Regions from separate parts of the Homo sapiens genome. Here region 1 is linked to region 2. Evidence: chromatin contacts called from ENCODE Hi-C data. All regions are on one chromosome and are shown on one strand. Each heading gives the region's core, a stretch centred on a gene start or an enhancer-like site at or near the end of the contact. The rest is flanking DNA. Distances are from core to core; before and after follow the strand shown. Region 1 holds the start of ERCC5 (ERCC excision repair 5, endonuclease). Region 2 holds the start of GGACT (gamma-glutamylamine cyclotransferase).

Evidence for each region. A loop is a pair of places that touch in the nucleus more often than their neighbours do. Pooled maps may share reads with other maps.
Region 1: a loop to region 2 is called in a map of B cell, with 13 times the contacts of the local background. The contact joins the promoter of ERCC5 here to the promoter of GGACT in region 2. A Hi-C loop is called at or near these places in 5 of 168 maps with a recorded cell type or tissue (B cell, CD8-positive, alpha-beta T cell and naive thymus-derived CD4-positive, alpha-beta T cell) and 8 of 50 pooled maps.

Annotation. Positions count from the first base shown.
Region 1 is chr13:102,843,438-102,847,586 of GRCh38, reverse strand. It overlaps ERCC5 (ERCC excision repair 5, endonuclease), which reads right to left and starts at 1,555. Exons shown (of 15, transcript NM_000123.4): 1 at 1,233-1,555. The coding sequence starts at 1,320. All of the region lies in intron 9 of BIVM-ERCC5 (BIVM-ERCC5 readthrough), which reads right to left. RefSeq lists a silencer at 767-816 and enhancers at 978-1,800, 1,167-1,956, 2,167-2,216, 1,801-2,625.
Region 2 is chr13:100,586,837-100,591,004 of GRCh38, reverse strand. GGACT (gamma-glutamylamine cyclotransferase) reads left to right here and starts at 2,216. Exons shown (of 3, transcript NM_001195087.2): 1 at 2,216-2,264. RefSeq lists a silencer at 2,064-2,583.

The DNA.
Region 1 (4,149 bases), core at 306-2,805, 2.3 Mb before region 2:
TTCACTTGCAAAAAATGATAATCTCATTATGTTTTAAAACTTATCAATGTCGTTTTATTTATAAGTTTTGTACCTACTGAAGAATTAGGGCTCCACAGTCAGGGATTCCTTTGCTGAACGCCCACACACTCTTGCACTCCATTTCCCGTCCCCAATCCCCCCGCAATCATTTACAGGACTCTTTCCACAAGCCCACGAGCCCCTAGACTCATAGATCCCCATTTAGGAAATTGGTGTAAGGTATCACCAGATTCTGAGCCAGAATAGATACTCAAAAAAAAAAAAAAAATGACTACATAACAAAGAAAAAGATAAAAATTTCAAAAGCAGTATCACGTTTTGCTAATGAAAAAAGAATTTAATTCCAATGACAAACAAAACCAGCCAAACATGTACAGAAACAATAGTCCTTAAAAAGTCAATTTAAAAAATGGGTAAAACACCTGTCCACACTATCCTTCCTCTAAGAAACATAAATGGGGCAAGACTCAAGCAAAACTAATCGTCGAAGTCTACTCTGCTCTCCTTACTGACCTCCCGGACAGGATAATAACTTTAAGATTTACTGTATTAATCGCACTAAACTTCTCTCATGTAGGCAATTTCTTTATTCCTCATTCCAATCCTGTGTGTAGATACTATCACCACCTCTACTTTGCAGATGAGAGAACTAAGGCAGAGAGGAACATAAAGCACTGCCACAAAGTGACAAACCAGGATGCACAGGCCGCTAAGACTGCAAAGCTGGGGAAAGCAGACAGGGCGGCCCGCCTCATCACCCGATTCCGCAATCAACCTACCACGGATCAAAAATATTTGCGATGGAAAAAAATAAATAAATAAAACATACCAATAAAAACTACAAAAAATTTTAAAATACAGTATAACAACTATTTACAGATCACTTACATTGCATTCGGCATTACAAGTAAGCTAGAAACGATTTAAAAGATTACGGAAGTGGGTAGTTTATATGCAAATACCACGCCATTATATAAGGGAGTTGAAGGAACTTGAACATCGTGGTATACGGAGGAGGGGCTGGAACCAAAGCCCCGGGGATACCGAGGGACGACTGTACTTAGAAAACCTAGTGACAGAGATTCTATAGCGACCCCGACCCCGACCCAAGACCATCATCCTGCAGATGCCACTGTGCCCAAGGCAGAGCCCCGCGAGGAATCCAGCCCCGAATCCCTGCACCCCAAGTCCCAACGCGGCGTTAAGGATACCAACAGCCAGGATCTTCCCTTCCAGCGCTTCGGGGCTGACCTGCCGCCCGGAGCACTCCAGCAGCTTCCAGAGCCCCTGGACCCCCATGAGGCGGCTGCGTCCTAAGAGCGGACCCCGACAACTTCTACTCTAATTCTTCTACGACGGACTGCACCGCCGCCTAGGACCCCGGGAGGAAGCCCTCCCTGCTCCTACACAACAAAGATGGCAAATAATACAGAAGCCACGGTTTTCCAGTGGGGGACGGCACTAATGGGAGCGCATTAAAGCGGAGAGACTCTGGCTGCAACACGTCTCAGCAGCTGTCACCGCCTCCCGGAAGAAAGACAGGTCCAGAGAATGGCCGTTGGCGGGGAGGGGCAGGGCCTCGCCTCGCCCAGCGCTTAGGCCCAAACGTCTGCGCCGCTAATGGAAGACCGGGGTGCAAGGGCCACGCAGGCGACGGAAACAGCCAGAAGATGTCCCTGCGACACCTCCCGCCTTCGCTGGTGGGTCCGCAAACCCATGAAAAATGGGCCCGCTCGGTTTCCGTCTAATACGACGCGCAGGGCGGAAGCTCCGCCTCCGCACATGACGTATATTTTCTGCGCTTGCAGCACTCCGGAAGTGAGAAGTTTAGCGCCAGTGGTGATGCCTTGGTGGTTACTTGCTTCCGTCACGCTGGCATCCTGAAGGCGTTAAGCATTAAAACAATGTGCAAAAGCGCCTTCTTGGTGGAGTAACGGGCTTTTGTTTTTGTTTGAGACAGGGTCTCACGCTGTCGCCCATACTGGAGTCCAGTGGCGCATTCTTAGCTCACTGCAGCCTGGAACTCCTGCTGCCCGAGCTCAAGCAACTTTCCCATCTCAGCCTCTCAAGTAGCTGGGACCGCAGGTGCGCACCACTATGCTTGGCGAATTATTTTTGTAGAAATGAGGTCTCCCTGTGTTGCCCAGGCTGGGAACTATTTTCTACACGCTTTTTTAGTATCGGTTTCTACCTTTGCGCCGCCGTGTGTGAAGATACTTAACACAAAGTGTTGTTTTACACGTGAAGAGACAACCAAAAGGTGGATGCCTTCTTGGTTTTGTACTATTTATTTATATGCTAGCACGTAGTAACTAAAGAATAATAAAATTTAAAGCCTGTGAAAATGTTAGGGTCCCAAAATTACTAAGCAAAAGGGAAAAGTCAAGCTGGGAACTGCTCAGGGCAAAACCTGCCTCCCATTCTAGTCAGTCATCCTTCTGCTCACTGAGATAGATGCATATTCTGATTGTCTCCTTTGGAAAGGCTTATCAGAAACTCGTATGCAGCCTTTTGTCTCTCATCTACCTGTGACCTAGAAGCCCTTCCTGCTTCCGAGTTGTCCCCACCTTTCTGGAAGGAACCAGTGTACTTACATATGTTGATTGATGTCTCCTGTCTCCCTAAAATGTATAAAACCAATCTGTGCCCCAACCACCTTGGGCACATGTCATCTGGACTTCCTGGGGCTGTGTCACAGCTGCGCGTCCTTAACGTTGGCAAAATAAACTTTCTAAATTAACTGAGACCTGTCCCAAATTTTGGGGGTTCACAAGCCTTAATCCTTGACATATAGTTTAGTTTTCTTCAGCATCTAAAAGTTATAATGCCGCGGCTTGTAGATCAGAAAGGACTAGAAATCAATTAACAGAGTAACCCCAGAAAAGGCCACAGCTCTGGAACCCTCAGGCCAAGATTCAAATCCCCGCATCGTGCCTCACTATGGTGTTTAGCATCCCTGAAGTCACAGTTGTTCAGAATTTGTGTCTCCATCAGTAATCAGGGCATAAAACCAACCTTGCAGACTTCAGTAAGTATTCAAGGTGTTACATGCAACGCACTTAGCACTAGTAACTATAAAGGATAGTATTAGCATCCATATTTGTTCAAATTGGAACGAAATTTAAACTCAGTGAAAAGGCTGACTTAAGGGAGCAGGCAATTTTTTAAAGACTTCTTTATAACAGAAGTATACGGGAAATTGATTTTTTTTATTTTTTTATTTTTTATTTTTTTGACAGGGTCTCACTCTGTCGCCCAGGCTAGAGTGCAGTAGTGCAGTCTCAGCTTACTGCAACTTCCACCTCTCAGGCTCAAGTGATGCTCTTGCCTCAGCCTCCCGAGTAGTTGAGATTACAGGCCCCCACCACCACGCCCTGATTTTTTTTTTTTTGAGACAGGGTCTTGCTTTGTTGCCCAAACTGGTCTCAAACAATCCTCCTGCCTCAGTCTCCCAAAGTGCTGGAGTTACAGACATGAGCCACCGTGCTCCGTGGAGAAATCCATTTTTAGCAAAACCACTTCTATGCTCAATAAGATGGTTCACAGTGGCCATGTTTGGTTGACCTAGTCACATCTAATTTGCTACAGGAATAATCCTGACAAAGTGTTTTTTGCATTTCCTCCATATGTAAAGTAATCCCCAGAAACTGTTCCCAGTTGTTATTTTACTGAGAGTAATATAACTGCCTGTTCAGTATTTGTCTCTTCCCCATGGTAAACTGTAAACTTACTGAAACGAAGAACGATTTTCGTGACTGCTACATCCCCCAATCCTGGCACTTAGCAGTTCTGTAAATATTGCCTAAATGACCTCTTAAGCCTCTAGTCTAAAGCTCTCCAGTGCACCTTGCAGTCTGCTGAAAGAATCTGCTTGGAGGTTAGGCTGATCATTCATTCAGATCTCATCTGAACCATATGTTGCCTTGTGTTATGGTCTGAATTGTGTCCTCCAAAATTCATCTGTGGAAGCCTGAGTACCTCAGAATGTGACTATCTGAAGACACAGCGTTTAAAAATGATTAAATTGAAACGAGGCCATTAGGATAGGCCCTAAATCCAATTTGACTGGTGTCTTTGTAGAAAGAGGAAATTGGGCCACAGGGAGAGACTCCAGGGATGATAGGCACA
Region 2 (4,168 bases), core at 967-3,466:
TGGCTAGCTGAACCAGAATCTACATTTTAAAACAAGACCCTGGGTTGACTGACGTGCACGTTAAAGTTTGAGAAGCACCGAGGTACATCCTCAAAAGGCGATGGTTTTCAAACTTGAACTGGCATCACTCATTAGAATGTCCATCTCTGGGCCCCACCCCCAGACTTGCTGACACTGAGTTGACCCCCAGAGTCAGGACACCTCCAGTGTGGCTGGAGATTGTGCATTTCTAAATACCCAGGTGCTGCCAGTGCTGCTGGACTGGGACCACATTTCAAAAACTGCTCTTCAAACTGTGAGTTGTTTTCCAAGAAGTTAAACTGAAGGCTTCATCCCACAGAGCCTATTCTATGTTAGATTGGGCTTCCCCAGCCTTATCTGGGATGCAACTTAACACTTGTCTTGGCTAGGCACTGTGGCTCATACCTGTAATCCCATCGCTTTGGGAGGCCAAGGCGGGTGGATCGCCTGAGCTCAGGAGTTCAAGACCACCCTGGGCAACATGGTGAAATCCTGTCTCTACCAAAAAATACAAGAAACTAGCCGGGCGTGATGGTGGGTGCCTGAGGTCCCAGCTACTCAGAAGGCTGAGGTGGGAGGATCACTCGAGCCTGGGAAACAGGGGTTGCAATGAGCCAATAACATGCTACTGTACTCCAACCTAGGTGACAGAGTGAGAACCCATCTCAAAACAAACAAAAAATTCGTCTAGTCTGCGTCATCTTTAATTTTCCTTTATCAGAAGAATTATTTATCTATTTGTCTCACTTTCCTTTGCTGACATGATTTTCCCCCCTCAAAAAAGAGATGAAAGTGGAATCATTCTTTCGCTTCAAAAAGTTAAGAATTACTGCTGTCTTTAAAAATATTAATATGAGGCCGGGCGCGGTGGCTCACGCCTGTAATCCCAGCACTTTGGGAGGCCGAGGCAGGCGGATCACGAGGTCAGGAGATCGAGACCATCCTGGCTAAAATGGTGAAACCCCGTCTCTACTAAACATACAAAAAATTAGCCGGGCGTAGTGGCGGGCGCCTGTAGTCCCAGCTACTTGGGAGGCTGAGGCAGGAGAATGGCGTGAACCCGGGAGGCGGAGCTTGCAGTGAACCAGATCCCGCCACTGCACTCCAGCCTAGGCGACAGAGCGAGACTCCGTCTCAAAAAAAAAAAAAAAAAAAAAAAAAATATTAATATGAGCTAGACAAGGTTTTTTAATACATTTCAATTTAATTATGAAGTGTCCAAGACAAGAAAAAACTGTGAAAACCAACGACTTATGTACCTGATGGTTTAGATTTCTTTTGGAATTGTACATCTGTTCAAAATACAATTACATCTGCATTGTTGGAAACGTTTGGATAAAAACCAGTTTATATAAAGGTTTCAATCAGTCCACATCCATGAGAAAGTAGAAAGGGCAGGAAATGATTAAGGGGGATTATTGCTAATCTGATAAACACAGATTTGTGTCTTTCGGAGAGACAGAAGTGTCACTCTCTCCATAGCTGTACCATTCCTACCACCTGGCCCCCAAGTGGCATTGCTTTAACCCATTGTCTCTAGGGAAAATGTTCTCTTTCGATTTTGGTTCTCAGTCCTATAATTTCTGGGGCTTAAATTAGTCCTGGAGCTAGGGAAGAGGTGATGTCATCCTTCCATTGTCTCCTTCGGCCACAGTTTCATTTTAAGAGTATTGGTAAGTAAGTGGGCAGTGTGACTAGATGGCGGTCTGGACTCGGTATCAGGGCTGTGTGCATGCCCAGCTGGGGGGCCTTGGTGGTGTGTGATGTGATAGATACACACATGGTTGGCATCCCCAAGTGTGTCTGCGCTTGGGTTCATTTGTGTGTGCATGTGTGTCCATTTGATGTGGCGTGTCCCCAAGCTTGTGGAGTCGTCTGTGAGTCTGTTTTGTGGGGTGTGGCCCAGGTGTGTCAGGGTCCACCATGCAGTCGGGGCTTGAGCCTGAGTGCCCAGGTGTGTTAGGGTGGATGTGACTTCTGTGGGGCGTCCCCAGGTGTGTGAAGCTGGTTGCGCTGTGTCTGCGGCGGGGCGTCTCCGGCGGGCATCGGCGTGGGTGGGTCTGGCTGTTAGGCGGCCAGTTGTGCGAGCGGCCACGTGTGTGCGAGGGCGCCGCAGGGGCTGGCGGGCCTCGCGTTCCGCCTGCAGGGGGCGCCGCCGGGGGCGGCCTGGGAGCAGAGGCGCGGGCCCGGCCCTGCATTTCCGCCCTGGCCCTGCCCTCCCCGACAGCCCCGGCTGCCGGCAGGTGAGGCGCTGAGCCCGGGCGGGGGTCGGGGCTGCGCCTGCTCCGCCCCCCAGGCGGGGTGTCCTGGCGCCCGCGGGAACCTGGGGCGTCGCTCCCTGCGCGGCGTCCGGGTCGAGGCCGCAGCACTCGGCGTCCCCGCGGGTGAGGGAGGAGGCCTGGGGCGCCGCCGGCCGGCGAGGCCAGCCGGAGGGAGGGGACGGTGGACCCCGAAACGCGTCCTCCATTGCCCCGCGCGGGGGCCACGGGCGCGATTGCCAGAACGGGCAGAGGGCGGTAAAAGCCAGGAACCGCCTCACGCACGGGCGCTGCTTCCCTGTAAAGGAAGCGTGACAGCCCACACGCTGGCTTTCAGAGGACCTCAGCTGAACCGGGCTAACACTTCTCAGAAATTGTTTTTCATTTTAAAGATTTCCTGTTTGTAAGGAGACTAGAAGCTGCAAAAGAAATCTAAAAACGTCTCCTGGCACTTGTGAATTTCTGATCTAAGGTTTCTTTGGAGCCATTAGTGAAACTTCTGAAATTTTGAAGAAATTTACTGCCTTGATTATTAATTATGGTTATCATTGCTGTTTTACTCTGTGGGCCAAGGACAACGCCACAAGCTCAAAAGCAGACTTAAGTGTTTTTTGAACACAGCTTCTTAACTCCACGCTTAGTTGATTTAATATTTAAGTGATAAGAAAATGCAGTCGATTTCTGGCCCTTTTTATTGTTTGGGATGAAGTCTTGCCCTGTTGCCCAGGCTGGAGTGCAGTGGCGCGATCTCGGCTCACTGCAACCTCTGCCTTCCGGGTTCAAGCGATTCTCCTGCCTCAGTCTCCCGGGTAGCTGGGATTACAGGCGCCTGCTATCACGCCCAGCTTATTTTTGTGTTTTTAGTAGAGACAGGGTTTCACCATGTTGGCCAGGCTGGTCTCGAACTCCTGACCCCGTGATCCGCCCGCCTTGGCCTCCCAAAATGTTGGGATTACAGGCATGAGCCACTGCACCCGGGATTTGTGGCCTTTTTTAAAAGCAAGTTATTCGTTTTGCTAAATGTCCCAGGAGAAATGATTAATGAAAAACTAAAGGTGACCTATTTAAAGTGTAGGTCTTACACACACGTAGGTGTCCTTATGTACATTTACCTGTAAGTGAAGACTTTTCCCTGGCCTCATTCAATTTATTGAAATGCTCAGATGAAGAGCACCTGCAGTTTGCCCGTATTTTCCCAAAATGCCTTGTTTTCCTGAAACTATTCCCAGAAGAAGCCAGACTTCCCTGAATAAGCAGACCACTGTGTTCTAGCAGAGATTCGTATTGTAAAAGCTGAGTTTGCAAAGTTAAATTAATTTCTAATTGGTGGATTTTTGTACGGAAATACTTTGGGCTAGTTGATTTTACTAACCAGGCCCTAACTACTACTAGTTAGGAGAGGGTGGTTGTTTGTGGTGATCTGGATAGTAGGTAGCAGTAAGCAGAATAGAAGAGGGATTTTAAAATGATCTGTTCATTTCTCTCTTTACTAGTAAGATTTCCAATCTGTGTCCATTCTTGAAGTGAAGTCATTGGGAGGCTTTGTATCCACCTCGAGCCAGGGCCCTTACCAGTGATTAGGACACCAGCAGGCTGGTGTGGAAGTGTAGTGCAGCCATGCTTGAAGAGGGGACAGGACCCAAGGAAAGGTGACAGTAAGAGGACAGAAACACGAAATATTCGCAGCCCTCTTTAGAACATCCTCCATCTAGGCAAACTCTATTAGGAATTTTAAGAGTTCTCAATTAAACATGACTGCCCAGTGTCCTGCTGAACAGGAATTCATTCTTCAGTTGAAGCTCTATTGTCAGTAAAACTACTCAGGATAAGGCAGCCGTGTTTAGGCCGTGAGGACCTGCCCCTGGACTGCGGAGCTTGCTCCGTAAAAG